2 separate regions of the Homo sapiens genome follow, and region 2 is linked to region 1. The links are chromatin contacts, found by Hi-C in ENCODE. All regions are on one chromosome and are shown on one strand. The core of a region is the stretch at or near the end of the contact, and the rest is flanking DNA. Distances in the headings are between cores, read along the strand shown. Region 1 has its middle 12 kb from the start of LINC01993. Region 2 overlaps CYTH1 (cytohesin 1).

What was found. Hi-C counts contacts between places; a loop is a spot of excess contacts on that map. Pooled maps may share reads with other maps.
Region 2: a map of chondrocyte shows a loop between it and region 1 (2.6-fold over the local background). The contact joins two enhancer-like sites. A Hi-C loop is called at or near these places in 1 of 168 maps with a recorded cell type or tissue (chondrocyte), 1 of 37 single-sample maps with no recorded cell type and 14 of 50 pooled maps.

What each region holds. Positions count from the first base shown.
Region 1 is chr17:78,287,160-78,294,554 of GRCh38, forward strand. No RefSeq gene overlaps it. Among named protein-coding and RNA genes, the nearest start is that of LINC01993, 12 kb to the left of the region's middle. RefSeq lists an enhancer at 499-1,000 and a silencer at 4,572-4,841. Within about 2 kb of position 4,917, at least 2 of the 41 ENCODE cell types and tissues checked have a DNase peak (open chromatin) inside an H3K27ac peak, as active enhancers do.
Region 2 is chr17:78,700,875-78,708,238 of GRCh38, forward strand. It overlaps CYTH1 (cytohesin 1), which reads right to left. Exons shown (of 14, transcript NM_004762.6): 3 at 7,323-7,364; 4 at 1,664-1,730; 5 at 1,248-1,366; 6 at 797-877. Among named protein-coding and RNA genes, the nearest start is that of SCAT1, 72 kb to the left of the region's middle. Within about 2 kb of position 5,502, at least 9 of the 41 ENCODE cell types and tissues checked have a DNase peak (open chromatin) inside an H3K27ac peak, as active enhancers do.

The DNA of each region.
Region 1 (7,395 bases), core at 3,667-6,166:
TCGCTTGAGCCCAGGAGGCGGAGGTTGTAGGTGAGCCGAGATGGTGCCACTGCACTCCAGCCTGGGCGACAGAGTGAGATCCTGTCTCAAAAAAACTGTGGTAAAATAGGCCGGGGGTGGTGGCTTACGCCTGTAATCCCACCACTTTGGGAGGCCAAGGTGGGTGGCACCGGAGGTCAAGAGTTTGAGGCCAGCCTGGCCAACATGGTTAAACCCCTTCTCTACTAAAAATACCAGCGTTAGCTGGGTGTGGTGGTGCGCACCTATAGTCCCAGCTACTCGGGGGGCTGAGGCAGGAGAATCGCTAGAACCCAGGAGGTGGAGGTTGCAGTGAGCCGAGATCACATCACTGCACTCCAGCATGGGTGGCAGAGTGAGACTCTGTCTCAAAAAAAAAAAAAAAATTTGTGGTAAAAAACACATAGCATAAAATTTGCCACTTTAGCCTTTTTTTTTTTTTTTAGACAGAGTCTCGCTCTGTCGCCCAGGCTGGAGTGCAGCAGCACGATCTCGGCTCACTGCAAGCTCCGCCTCCCAGGTTCACACCATTCTCCTGCCTCAGCCTCCTGAGTAGCTGGGACCACAAGTGCCCGCCACCGTGCCTGGCTAATTTTTTGTATTTTTAGTAGAGATGGGGTTTCACCATGTCAGCCAGGATGGTCTCAATCTCCTGACCTCATGATCCACCTGCCTCGGCCTCCCAAAGTGCTGGGATTACAGGCGTAAGCCACCGCGCCCAGCCAACTTTAGCCATTTTTAAGTGTTTCAATTCAGTGGCAGTAAGTATCTTCACATCGTTGTGTGACCAAGTGTCAGAGGTGACGTGGGCTGTCCAGGACACATGACTGGTGGGAACTACAGGGTCCCCGTCCTGGTCCTCACACCGCTGTTGGCCCTGGACAAGGTATGTCTTCTGAGTGCGACCAGAGGCCCAGAGAGCACGGGATTGGCTGCGGTTGCCAGTGCCTGGGGCAGTTCCCGCTAATGCCATCGTCCTGGGGATCCCCTTGAGTCCCCTGCTCCTGCTTCTTAGTTTGCTGCACCCCAGAGGGTGACTGGGACCCCCATGCCTGGGACACTGGTTGCATAGGCAGCTTCCAGGGCCACCCCAGACCTCCCAGCTCAGAGTCCTGGGGCCTGGGGCTGTGAGTTAATCAGTGTCCAGGCAACCAGGGATGCCACAAGAAGTCAGGAAGTTTCCAGACTTGCCTGGTCTCAGAATTATCTAAGCTCCTTTTTTTATTTTTTTTTTTTTAAGACAGGGTCTCGCTCTGTTGCCCAGGCTGGAGTGCAGTGGTGGGATTTTGGCTCACTGCAGTCTCAACCTCCAGGGTTCAAGTGATTCTTTCACCTCAGCCTCCCAAGTAGCTAGGACCACAGGCGTGTACCACCATGCCCCAGCTAAGTTTTTAAATATTTTGCTGAGACAGATCTTGCCATGTTGCCCAGGCTGGTCTTGAACTTCTGGGCTCAAGCGATCCTCCCAACTTGGCCTCCCAAAGAGCTGGGATTACAGGTGTGAGCCACTGCGCCCGGCCCATCTGAGCTACTTTTAGAAGTATAGGTTCTCTGGCTTCTCTCCAGCTGAGACCAAACCACCTCTGAATCTATTGTTAAGAGGTACAAGGGGCTTGTGATACAAAAGTGGCAAAGCTGGACAGGCACAGTGGCTCATGCCTGTAATCCTAGCACTTTGGGAGGTTGAGGTGGGCCGATCACTTGAGGTCAGAAGTTCAAGGCCAGTCTGGCCAACATGGTGAAACCCTGTCTCTGCTAAAAATACAAAAATTAGCCTGGCATGGTGGTGCGTGCCTGTAGTCCCAGCTACTCGGGAGGCTGGGACAGGAGAATCACTTGAACCTGGGAGGCGGAGGTTGCAGTGAGCTGAGATCATGCTGCTGCACTCCAGCCTGGGCAACAGAACAAGACTCTGTCTCAAAACAAAACAAAACAAAAACAAAAACAAACCTGCAAGGCTGTCGGTTCATGCGCTCATTCCTTCACTCATTACTGCAGTCCTACTCTGTGTATTCATTATTGCAGTCCTACTGTGTGTGCCTCACCTCTGCAGCCGGATCCTGCCCCAGCCCCAGGCATGAAGGCATGGAGCCCCTGCCTGTGCACGTCCTTCTTCCTGGGCTACCCTGCCTCTCCCCTTGTGCCTGACATTGAGGGCTGTGAGACCTCCTACTCGTCACCCCTCAGCCAGCTCTGTTTGGCCCCCCAAAAGCCTTGGGACCTCCTCGGGTCCTGGACGTGGGACTGGCTCTGATTCTAGCCTCTGGGCTGGGCTGCTGCTGACAAGTGTTCAGCTCCTGCTGCTCAGATGAATGAAGGGACAGAAGGCGGGTGTCTAGGCATGGCCGGGACCTGGGATTCTATTTTTTTTTTTTTTTTTTGAGATGGAGTTTCGCTTTTGTCGCCCAGGCTGGAGTGCAGTGGTGCGATCTTGGCTTACTGCAACCTCTGCTTCCAGGGTTCAAGCGATTCTTCTGCCTCAGTCTCCCTAGTAGTTGGGATTACAGGCGTGCACCACCAAGCCCAGCTAATTTTGTATTTTTAGTAGAGACGGGGTTTCTCCACGTTGGTCAGGCTGGTCTCAAACTCCCGACCTCAGATGATCCGCCTGCCTCGGCCTCCCAAAGTGCTGGGATTACAGGTGTGAGCCACCATGCCCAACCCCCCAGCCAGGACGGGAACTTCTTAGGATCCGGCTGCAGCCCAGGGCAGAGGAGTTCCCGCGGCTTCCTCCAGTGAGTTAAGTCAGGCCTGAGTGAGCATCTACTCTTTCTGGGCCGCTAGAGGGAGACCTTCGCAGCCTCGTACTTGGCTCAAGACACCAGGCTAAGGGGTGTCAGTGTGTGTGAGTGTATGTGTGTGTGTGAGTATGTGTTTTGTGTGTGTGTGAGTGGCGTGTGTGTGTTGAGTGTGAGTGTGTGAATGAGTGTGTGTGTGTTTTGTGTGTGAGTGCGAGTGTGTTTGTGTGTTGAGTGTAAGTGTGAATGAGTGTGTGTGTTGTGTGTGTAAGTGCGAGTGTAAGTGTGTGTGAGAGAGAGTGTGTGTGTCCTACCTGGGCATGCACGGGTGGGTGTGGGCAGTGACCTGAGCCCTGCACGTACTGCCAGGTGGCCCGGCTTGCCAAAGGTGGGGAAGGGTTATTTACCCAAAGTGGGAGAGACCTGCAGGCTGGGCGGCAGCGGCAGGAAGAACAGCGAGCGAGGCCACAGTGGCATCCATGGAAGATGTTATTTGGGGCCTTTTCCGTGCCTGCTACTGTTCTTCGCATCCTGCGTGTATCACGAGAAGCAATCCTATCAAAGGAGGACCTATGAATACAATATCCACTTTACAGAGGAAGAAACTGAGGCTCAGAGAGGCTGAGTCACTTCCAGAGCTGAGATTTGAACCCAGGGAGTGGGGGCTGGGGCCTGGGCTCCACAGCACAAAGGAGCCCTGCCTGCTGGGACAAGGAGCTGCCTTGTGGTATGGCCAGTGTGCCCAAGCCAGCCTTTGGAGCCCGCTGGGCTGGCTCTGGGTTCCAGCTCTGCCGCCTGCCTGCTGAGTGTCCTTGGGAAAGTCCCTCCACCTCCCTGAGCCCCGCTTTCTCCTCTGTAAGATGGGACTAATGACACCTATTTCTCTGGTTGTTTAGAGGTTTAATGGTTCACTGTATGCAGAGGGAGGCAGACTTCAGGGCCTCCTCAGGAGCCTTGGCATGCGGCCACAGGGCCTTTGTATGTACTGTGTGTGCGCCTAAGATGCCCATTAGAAAGATAAGATGCCACCTCACTGCGGACTCCCCTTAATCTCCCTGCTGCAGGGCCAGCTCCAGGGGTGTGTGACCTATGGAGGTGCACTGGTCCCCATGCTCAGAGCACGCTGTGCTGGGTTTAATGATCTCCGTCACCATTTCGAAATTCTTAGTGATTTTTTAACAAGGAGCCCTGCATCTTCATTTTGCACTGGGCCCTGCCAGTGTCACAGCTGGGCCTGCCCTGCAGTTTCTTTTTCTTTCTTTCTTTTTTTTTTGAGATGGAGTCTCGCTTTTGTTGCCCAGGCTGGAGTGCAATGGCATGATCTTGGCTCACTGCAGCCTCCATCTCCTGGGCTCAAGTGATTCTCCTGCCTCAGCCTCCCAAGTAGCTGGGATTACAGGCGCCCACCACCACGCCCAGCTAATTTTTGTATTTTTAGTAGAGATGGGGTTTCACCATGTTGGCCAGGCTGGTCTCAAACTCCTGACCTCAGGTGATCCGCCCACCTCAGCCTCCCAAAGTGCAGGGATTACAGGCGTGAGCCATGGTGCCCGGCTGCCCTGCAGTTTCTCCTCCTGCGCCGTGCCCCGCATGATCTGCCCCCAGCGAGGAAGGAGACTGAAGAGCAGCAGGGAGGGTCCCTGGAGACAGAGCGGGCAGAGTGGGCTCGACGCACCCCTGACACCCATCAGCAGGCGCCTTCCTCAATGCGGACAGGCAGACCCTCCTCTCTTGGGCACACACTCAGTCAGCCCCTGGGTCAGTTGCTCCTCCTAAAATGGGACTGACAGTTGAAGACCTCCAAGCTTCCCAGTCATAGCAGTGGCCCCTCTCAGCCCACACCCAGTCCACTCTGGATTGCTAGTGGGGATCCCCCGAGACAGGGTTCTCCCCCAGGCTGGTCAGCCCCACATCTGTGAAGCTTTCTGGGCCTCTCCACACCCCCAGTTCTCTGAGGCAGGCGGGGTCTCCAGGGCAAACTCGTGTGAGCCTCACCTGTGTGTTGCACCGTCCTGTCTGCAAACAGAAACCCTCACGCTGCCGAGCCGATGCCTCTGTCCCCAGCACCTCCTTGGGGACGGTGGACTCCATGGTCAAAGGGCCAACTCAGGGGAGCCACAGTATCTGTGCTTCAGGCAGCCCGAGTTGAGGACGTGTGGCATTCTGCTGGCATCGTTCATGCCTCACTCTTGGCTCTGGGGCTGGGCACTTGCTTTCTGGCCCAGCCTGCCGCCAGGGTGAATGGCCTCTGGGGCAGATGGCGTTCTGGGAACAGGTAATGTCCTGGCCAGCGGGCAGGCCGGAGCTGGAGCCTGGGTGGAGGGCTCCCCAAGGACCACCCTGGGTCCCACTCGGCTTTCCCTGCGTGGGGGCGACACTGTTGCCAGTTACAGACCGCCCAAGAGTGCCCCGAGATCTAAGCATAGGACACAACAGGGGCTGGTCTCATCCACCTCGGATCCACCCACCTGCAGCCCAGTCCGGCTGTGTCCCTCAGGTCACACTCACTGTGTTTTGAGAACTCTCCTCCGGGCCTACAAAGTTTGCCAAGGCGAATGTCAAAGGGATATGGGGGCAACAGCTCCCAAGATCAGCCCTAATCCACCCTCCTCATCTGCCCTCTCCATGGGGCCTCACTCCATGTCTCCAACATCTCAGGTTGGTGTCCAAGCCACGGCCTCACATGGACTCACCTCCTGCTTCAGTCTCTGTTTCTGACCAGGCTTCTTGCTCCCAGGGAGGAGCGAGCTTGGACCGCTGCTCTCAGAAGGGACCCTCCTAGCTGGACCTGCCCCTGATTTGGCCGGGTGCCCTGGGCTCTGTGCCCATCTCCACCAACCTCCCAGAAGCGAGAGCTGGATACCTGCCTCTCTGTGTCCAGCTTCCTTCCTTCCTTCCTCAACAATCAGTTATTAAACACCCAGGATACAGATGCACGGTGCTGCTGCAGCTGTCCTCCAGGCTGCCTTTTTTTTTTTTTTTTTTTTTTTGAGACAAAGTCTCACTCTGTCGCTCAGGCTGGAGTGCAGTGGCACGATCACAGCTCACTACAACCTCAACCTTCTGGGCTCAGGTGATCCTCCTACCTCAACCTCCCAACTAACTGGGACCACAGGTGCATGCCACCATGCCTGGCTTGTATTTTGTGTAGAGATGAAGTTTTGCCATGTTGCCGAGGCTGATCTCGAACTCCTGGGCTCAAGTGATCCACCCACCTCGGCCTCCCAAAGTGCTGGGATTTCAGGCGTGAGCCACCGTGACTGGCCCCATGCTCTTGGCTTCTAATCATAGACTTTGGGGCTCATTCAGATCACCTCTCATAGTGAACTTTTGTCACTTTCTTCTCCACCATCCACTTTACCCCAGGGATGAGCCTTCATTGGTCTAAGCCAGTCTGACTCTCTCACCCCCTTGGTTATAACGATATAGGATACATGTCCCAACCCGGGTCAGATGGCCCTATAAATAGGTTTCAGTTGCTTTACCTACAAGTAGTTCCTTTTTTTTTTGAGATGGAGTCTTGCTTTGTCACCCAGGCTGGAGTGCAGTGGCACGACCTTGGCTCACTGCAACCTCCGCCTCCCAGGTTCAAGTGATTCTCCAGCCTCAGCCTCCCAAGTAGCTGCAATTACAGGCGCACACCACCACGCCCAGCTAATTTTTTTTTTTTTTTTTTGAGACGGAGTCTGGCTCTGTCCCCCAGGCTGGAGTGCAGTGGCACAATCTCGGCTCACTGCAAGCTCCACCTCCCGGGTTCACGCCATTCTCCAGCCTCAGCCTCCCGAGTAGCTGGGACTACAGGCGCCCGCCACCACGCCTGGCTAATTTTTTAGTATTTTTAGTAGAGATGGGGTTTCACCATGTTGGCCAGGATGGTCTCGATCTCCTGAGCTCGTGATCTGCCCTCCTCGGCCTCCCAAAGTGCTGGGATTACAGGCGTGAGCCACCGTGCCCGGCCTACACCCAGCTAATTTTTGTATTTTTAGTAGAGATGGGGTTTCACCATGTTGGCCAGGCTGGTCTTGAACCCCTGACCTCCGCTGATCCACCCACCTAGGCCTGCCAATGTGCTGTGATTACGGGCGTGAGCCACTGCACCCGGCCAAGTAGTTCCCTTTCTGTTGCATTGGGACCTAGAGGCACATGGCCTGGGCCTGCCCAAGGGTGTCTTGTGACCATGAGGGAGAGTCTGCAGAGGACAGGGCCCCTCCCCGTGCAGGAGGGCCTGGCTAGTTGAGTGAGTCTCTGATGAGGCAGTGCCTCCGAGGGTCAGTCATGCTCAAACTCAGTGTGCCCCAAGTCCTGACCCCTGGTATTCTGGGCTATCACTGCCCAGGAAAACAGCACTCCAAACCCTGGCCTTCAGGCCTGTTCCTTTATGCTTATCGCTGGAATCCCTGGTCCAGAGGGTCTTCAAATCCACACAAGCCCCTCCTGCTTGGCCCTAACCCGATGGGTTAAGCGTTTCAAGGGAGGGCTTGAGAGGTCCCCAGGACATGCCTGGAGGGCCAATAAATGACCGTGAACGGTGGTGAGTGAGGCAGGTGGAGAGTGTGACCATGAAGAGCAGGGCAGACTCCCCAGAGTACTGTAGGGAGGCAGCTGCAGTCTGGATGAAGAGTACACGCCAAGGCCAATT
Region 2 (7,364 bases), core at 4,252-6,751, 410 kb after region 1:
GCAGCCTTCTGTTACTGTAACTCTGAACAGATGCAAAGTTGCCATCCACACCACTGTTACCTTAATCAAAAGTAAAATTTTTCTTAGGAAAAAGTGAAAAATTAGGAGGGAAACAATCCCTACTGAGGAGTGGTTTCCCTCCTCAGAATAATATACAAGACTGAAACATAGATAATGCTCATTTTAAACAAACGCTATTTCCGGAAACAATATGGGTGGCAGAAAAAGAGAAGATTGTCTTGTCAAAGCATTAACAATCGATCCCTTTAAGTCAAAGAAAGAAAGACCCACAGCTGACAGGTTTAATTGTGGATTGTTTCCATCCAGCTAAATGATAGCACAAAAGATGAAGTCATTATTTACACCTACAGCAGTGAAAATACAGAATGACAGTTTCTTAAAAGGCATGAGGTAACAGATTTAATAAAAAATTAAGGTTTACTTTTTTCTTTCCAAAATGAAATGTATAACTACTTATTCCAGGGCAAGAAATTAAAGGATTTTCTAAACTGAAAAATTTCAAAATTTAAGTATTCATCAATTTCTAAAACCTCAAATATAAGACTCAAGGAAGAGTGTTACAGAATCGGCCTCCAGAACGTAACAGAATTGAATTCCCCTTGACCATCCAGTCATTCCCAGTCAGAGACCAATAGATTTCTTCCCTCCAAAATACTTCAAAATATTCAAATCATACCCAAAGATATAATTTCAATAAAATGCCCCCCAGGACAGACTCATGATCAAAGGCTAGCCTCCCACTCCTTCCAAAGGGGCTCACCTCAAGAATACTCACCGTAGTGCCTGGACGAGATTAAGATCAGTGAACTCATGCAGCTCCACAAATGCATGAAGAACCTGGATATTAAACTCATCTCTATCGAGAAAAGACAAAAAATGGGAGAGAAAGCAGGAGTCAGGCACCAACACTGAGAATCTCCAGCCAGGCCATGTCTCCTACACTGCGTCCTGTGGTCCTGTGGCTCCTGCCCAGACAGCCACTTGTGCACACTGTCCGCAAGAAGACTGGCTAGCTCTGCTGACTGGCTGAACAAGCAAGATGTCTCCATGACCCCCAGAAAAGACCCATCACTATTCCCCAGAAAAGCCTCCCCTCAACTCCAGTGGGGCTACAGATGCTTTAAGGCAAAAACCCCTCCAAGAACTTCAGAGTATTTGGGAGTTTGTTTCTTTGTGTCGTTCCTGAACAGCCTTCCCTAGCATGCGCATAATCCCCAAGGCCTTACCTCTCCCCTAGGTAGTCGCCGATGGCTGTCTTGTTGAGCCCTTCGCCTTTATATAAGAACTGGGCAATGTCTTCACAAGTGTTCTTCAGGAGGTCGTTCTCTATTAAGAACTGGATCCCCTAGAAAAAGACAACAAAGACGCCAATGATGCTTTGCTGGGAAACAGTTGAAAAGAAGGGGAAAGGGCACAGGAAGAAATGGGTGTGGGTGCACTGGAATATTTAATAAATACTTGCTAAGTGACCTATAAAGCCGGGGAGTCACAGTTTAGGAACAAGGGCTTAGTGCATAACATTTGCTCTACAAAACGGCAACATGAACTGTAACGCTTGGAAAAAAACGTTTTTAGGGTCTATCTGAGCACTATAAAAAAACCCCATCTAATATGGACCACTTCCCGCTTCTTTCTCACTTACCTTTTTAGGGTCCATATTAAATTTTTTCCTGCCCATGGCTACCTGTTTGTTCCTCTGCATGTTTTTCCTGTAAAACAACCATCACAGCCATTTTAGTACTTCAGGCCATCGGAAAGGCTTGAAAGACTAATATGATTTCCACTGATTTACACAGGTTTTTGAAAGATTTATCCAGGAAAGCAACAGGCATAATCTGGTGGAACTATGAAAGGCCAACTGAAACCTGAAGCCTGAACCTGGCTCCAAGCTCCAAGCTCATTTGCTCCTTCTACCCTGGAACAGAGGTTTTCTTTATTTTTTTTTGAGACAGGGTCTCTCTCTGTCTGAAGGCTGAAGTGCAGTGGTGCTATCTCGGCTCATTGCAACCTCTGCCTCCTGGGCTCAAGTGATCCTCCCACCTCAGCCTCCCAAGTAGCTGGGACCACAGGCGCATGCCACCATGCTCACTGTGTTGCCCAGGCTAGTCTCAAACTCTTGGGCTCAAATGATCTGCCTGCGTCAGCCTCCCAAAGTGCTGGGATTACAGGCATAAGCCACTGTACCCAGCCAGTTTTCTTTTTTTAACATGATTTTTAAAAAAACTTTATCAGGGTAGGCCGGGCACAGTGGCTCATGCCTGTAATCCCAGCACTTTGGGAGGCCGAGGTGGGTGGATCACAAGGTCAGGAGTTCAAGACCAGCCCAGCCAACATGGTGAAACCCTGTCTCTACTAAAAATACAAAAATTAGCCAGGCATGGTGGTGGGCACCTGTAATCCCAGCTACTCGGGAGGCTGAAGCAGGAGAATCACTTGAATTTGGGAGTTGGAGGTTGGAGTGAGTGGAGATCCACCACTGCACTCTAGCCCGGGTGACAGAGTGAGACTCCGTCTCCAAAAAAAAAAAAAAAAAAAAAAAACTTTATCAGGGTATAATTTACTTATAATACTCCTACTGTAGGTACATATTTGAATTTTTAGTATACTTACTAAGTTGTGCAACATCACCATAATCCAGTTTTAGAACATTTTCATCTCCCCTACAGAATTCCTCACACCTTTTTACAGTTAATCCTTACTTCTACCTCCATCCCCAGGCAACTATTAATCTATTGTCTGTCTCCACAGATTTGCCTATTCTGGACATATCATACAAACAGAATCATAAAAGATGTGGATTTTCAGATCTGGCTTCTTTCATTAGCATAATGTTGTCAAGGTCATGGTGCTGGAGCGTGGGCCAGTACTACATGCCTTCTTGCTGCTGGGTCATCTTCCATGGTATGGATAAACCACATCTGTTTATCCATTCACCAGATGATGGACACTTAGGCTGTTTACAGTTTGGGACAATTATGCAGAAGGCTGCTATCAGCATTTGCATATATGTCTTTGTGTGGACACGTTTTCATTTTCCTTGGGTAGATACCCAGGGGTGGACACTGCTGGGTCATACGGTACATCTGTATTTAACTTTTTAAGAAGTTGCTAAATAATAGGCAGTTTTCTTGACTGTATCAGAATGAAAAATGCAGATTCACAGACCAAGCTTCTCAAAGTCTGGTCCACCAACCAGCAGCCTTGGGAGCATATCAGACGTGAAGACGCTCCGCTCGTTTATACATACACGTCACCTGGGGCCTCAACAAAACAGATTCTGACTCTATGTCTGAGAAGGGGCCTGTGCTTCTGCTGTATGTTTAACATGATCCCATGTGTGGAGTCTGAGTAGCAAGGCCCTGGACCGGCTGAGTAACTCAGAAGTACAAGGGGCAGAACCTAGGAATTTGAATTTTTAAAACCTCCTGCAGTAATTCTGGTATGCACCCAAATTTAAGAACCACTGCCATCAATATCAATAGTAATTTTATAATCTCCGAGAGCAAAAAAGTTGCTCGGAAATAAAATCATAAAATGTTATTGCCTTAAAGAACACATGTGTTCTCTAGCTAAATCCATGGAGGGAAGAAAATATTCCTAAGTGTTTTGAGGGTTGGTGTTTTTTGTGTTTTTGTTTTTGTTACAGGCAGGGTCTTGCTCTGTCACCCAGGCTGGAGTACAGTGGTGTGACTGTGGCTCACCGCAACCTTTAACTCCTGAGCTCAAGTGATCCTCCGGCCTCAGCCTCCTGAGTAACTAGGACTACAAGCAGATACTACCACAACTGGCTACTTTTTAAAATATTTTGTAGAGACAGAGTCTTGCTATGTAACCCAGGCTGGTCTTAAACTCCTGGCCTCAAGCAATCCTCCTACCTTGGCCTCCCAAAATGCTGGTATTATAGGCATGAGTCATCGCATCCAGGCTGTTTTGACCTTTTGAAAGGAACACCTGAAAACTGTGAGTAGTATCAGAACTTCCAGGTGTAAGATAATCTGGGCTCCCCTGTCAACAGCTGCCTTAGGAAACAAAGTCATGGGGGAAACACCATTTAATTTCAGCCAGAATGAAGGGTTATGACCAGGTATCTAGAAATTCCTATTTAACTAAAATGATTGTCTAATCATTTTTTTCTAAATCCAGGAAGATTACTTTGATCAGTATTTCCAAACAAATACCACAAGGAAGGCCTGTTTCATGGTTTCCAGTGTAAGTGGTGAGGCAGCGTCAGAGGTGCCCACAGAAGCAAGGGGTGAAACTCCTGGGAATGCTCAGCTTCCTGGGCCTCAGTCCAGTCCTCACCAAAGGCTTTCCTGCAGCCACCAGAACGCACACTCCCAGATATCCGCCAGTCACAGTCTGTGCCACATGACTGCCTGGGACACACACCAGAGATGGCTCCCTAATTTCATTAGCTAGCCAGCTCACTTCTCTATCTGCCCCACTTGGAGCCCCTATAGCTCTAGGCCTTAGGCAGCTACTTCTCTAAGTGGCTTTCCCCAGCCTACACAGGTCTGACACCCCAGTTAAGGTGTCCAAAGGAAAACAGCTTACTGCTACTGGATCGCCTTAGTTAACTGACGCGTATACATTTCAGAAAGTGAAATCCTGTACTACATGAGTATATTATTTCTGCTTGATTAAATAGTATTTAGGATCATTCCTACAAAATGCATCAGATCGTCGATGAGAAACATGAATTCTCTCCTATAAGAAAGTCCGAGCAAATGTAATGCCTGCTTGAGAAACAAATGCAGGGTGAGCCTGAGTACCCGTATGGATGGATCCTCAGGGATGTGCAGAATCACTTCCGTCTTGGCGCTTTCGATACCGGAAAACCATTTTAAGTTCCAGATTAAAAAATAATAATAACCTAAAGACTACTTCCTGACTCACAACTTCAGATGCAGTTCATGAGTTACAAGTCTTCCCAAATTCACTGGCTGAGTACTTTGGATGCACTCACGTTCCTGGTGTCTGCGTTTCCTTGCTGTTCTATGGTAACTGACAGAGAATTAATCAAGAGAAAAACAAAGGGCACACTGAATTCTGAATATGTGTGTGCAGACACCGGAATATACAGAAAGGAAACGTACCAAAATATGAATCCTGATTATCTCTGGGATAAGTGTTTATGAGAAATTTGTTTTTTATACTTTTCTGTATTTTACCAATTTTCTGCAGTAAAGGTGTATTACCTTTATAGTCAGAAAAAAGCCATTTTTTTTTACATTTTTAAGATCGAGGTAAAATTTACATTTAACAAAATGCACACACCTTAAGTGCACAGTTCAATTTGTTTTGATGAGTGCATATACCCTTGAAGCACCACTCAGATTAATACAGAATATTCCTGCCATCCCTGTAAGTTCCCTATGGCCCTTCCTAGTCAACCCCACCCCACCCCGCCCCAGCAACCACCTCGGAGGCAGCACTGTCATGATTTCGGCTAGCACACTAGCACAGCTTAGTTTGCATGTTCTAGATGCTCACGCATGGAAGCACACGGTGCCCACAGTTTCTTTCACTCATCACAATGTTCGTGAGATTCATCCGTGCTGCTGCACGCTAGCAGTTCATTCCTTCACACTGCTGAGTAATAGTCTATTACCTCGACCTGTTTATCCAGTCACCTGCTGGCAGCCATTCAGGGTATTTCCAGCTTTTGGTTATTTTATATAAGAATGCTATAGATATTCTTGTACAAGTCTTTGTATGGACATGTTTTCATTTCTCTTAAGTAACTAGGAGTTGAATTGCTGATGAAACTGCCAAACTTCTTTCCCAAATGGTTATATTATTTTATTCTCACTAGCACTTGCCAACATGAGGTACCATCAGTCTTTTTAATTCTAGCCATCATAGGGGATGTGAAGTACCGTTTCATGGTGGTTTTAAATTACATCCCCTACAACTAATGATGTTAAGCATTTTTCATGTGTCTACTACACATATGGCTTCTTTTGTAAAGTGTCCAAGTTTTTTGCCCATTTTCTTATTTGGGCTGCCTTTCTATCATATATTCTAGATACAAGTCCTTTTTCAGATATATTTGTTACAAATATTTACTTCTAATCTGTTGCCTGTTCATTTCTTTTAATAGTTTTTAATAGTTTTATCTTTTACAAAAGCGGAAGTTTTAAATTTTTATGAAGTCCAACGTATCCGTTTCATTTAAGCTACGAGTGTTTAAAATGGAAAGAGGGGAAACTAATCCAAAATACCAAATGGACAATACAGAGACTGGCCGTGGTGAGCTGGCTGCCTTCTGTGGAGGACTCAGCCTCACTATACCCTGAAGGCACTGCCCACAGGAGTCTAAAACAACAAATCAAACAGTCCTACGAAGCCAGACAGGAAGACTTAGGCTTAGAAAAATACAGACATGTAGTGAATTGGAAACAGCTCATTTATTGCATTAAGCAGTCAGAAAACGGTCTGGGAACCCCATTCAAAACTAAACTCTCAAAGTCACTAACATTTCATGAAAATAAAAGGAAAAAAAAAAGCAGAGTCCTTGTCCTTTTATACTATCATCGCATTTCTACATTTTCTTCCCTTAAGCATTAGGAAGGTGCAAATAAGCTCACGATTATCCTCAGACATGACTGGACACTCCAGCCCTTTGAAATCGTATCAGCAGCATTCATTAAGCTTTTCCTTTACACAAAGGAAAAACAGAAACTTTAAAATGCACACCGACAGTGGACAACAGAGGGGAGTAATTCACATAAAAATTTAGGAGCAGTTTAAGGCTTTCTGGGACCTTTGAAGTTCTCCAGTTCAATTTTTTTTTTTTTTTTTGAGACGGAGTCTCGCTCTGTCACCAGGCTGGAGTGCAGTGGCGCGATCTCAGCTCACTGCAACCTCCACCTCCCGGGTTCAAGCAATTCTCCTGCCTCAGCCTCCCGAGTAGCTGGGACTACAGGTGTGCACCACCACACCCGTCTAATTTTTGTATTTTGAGTAGAGACAGGGTTTCACCATGTTGGCCAGGATGGTCTCGATCTCTTGACCTCGTGATCCACCTGCCTCGGCCTCCCAAAGTGCTGGGATTACAGCCGTGAGCCACCGCGCCCGGCCTCCAGTTCAATTTTTTAAACACTGGAAGAAGCTCCTATGTTCAGGAGGCCTTGCGGTGAAGGATGGAAGGCAGACATTATGGGTGTGTATGTGCTTGCTAGAATTAGAAAGACACAAAGCTGACTTTTTCCTTCAATGTGCCACGTAAGCATAATTAAGGCCTGGGTGCTTTAAGGAATTACAACCACAGAAGCCACCTGGCAGCAGGGCAGACTCACCTTTCCTCTGTGGATCCCAGGTTTTCAATTTCATTAGCTACT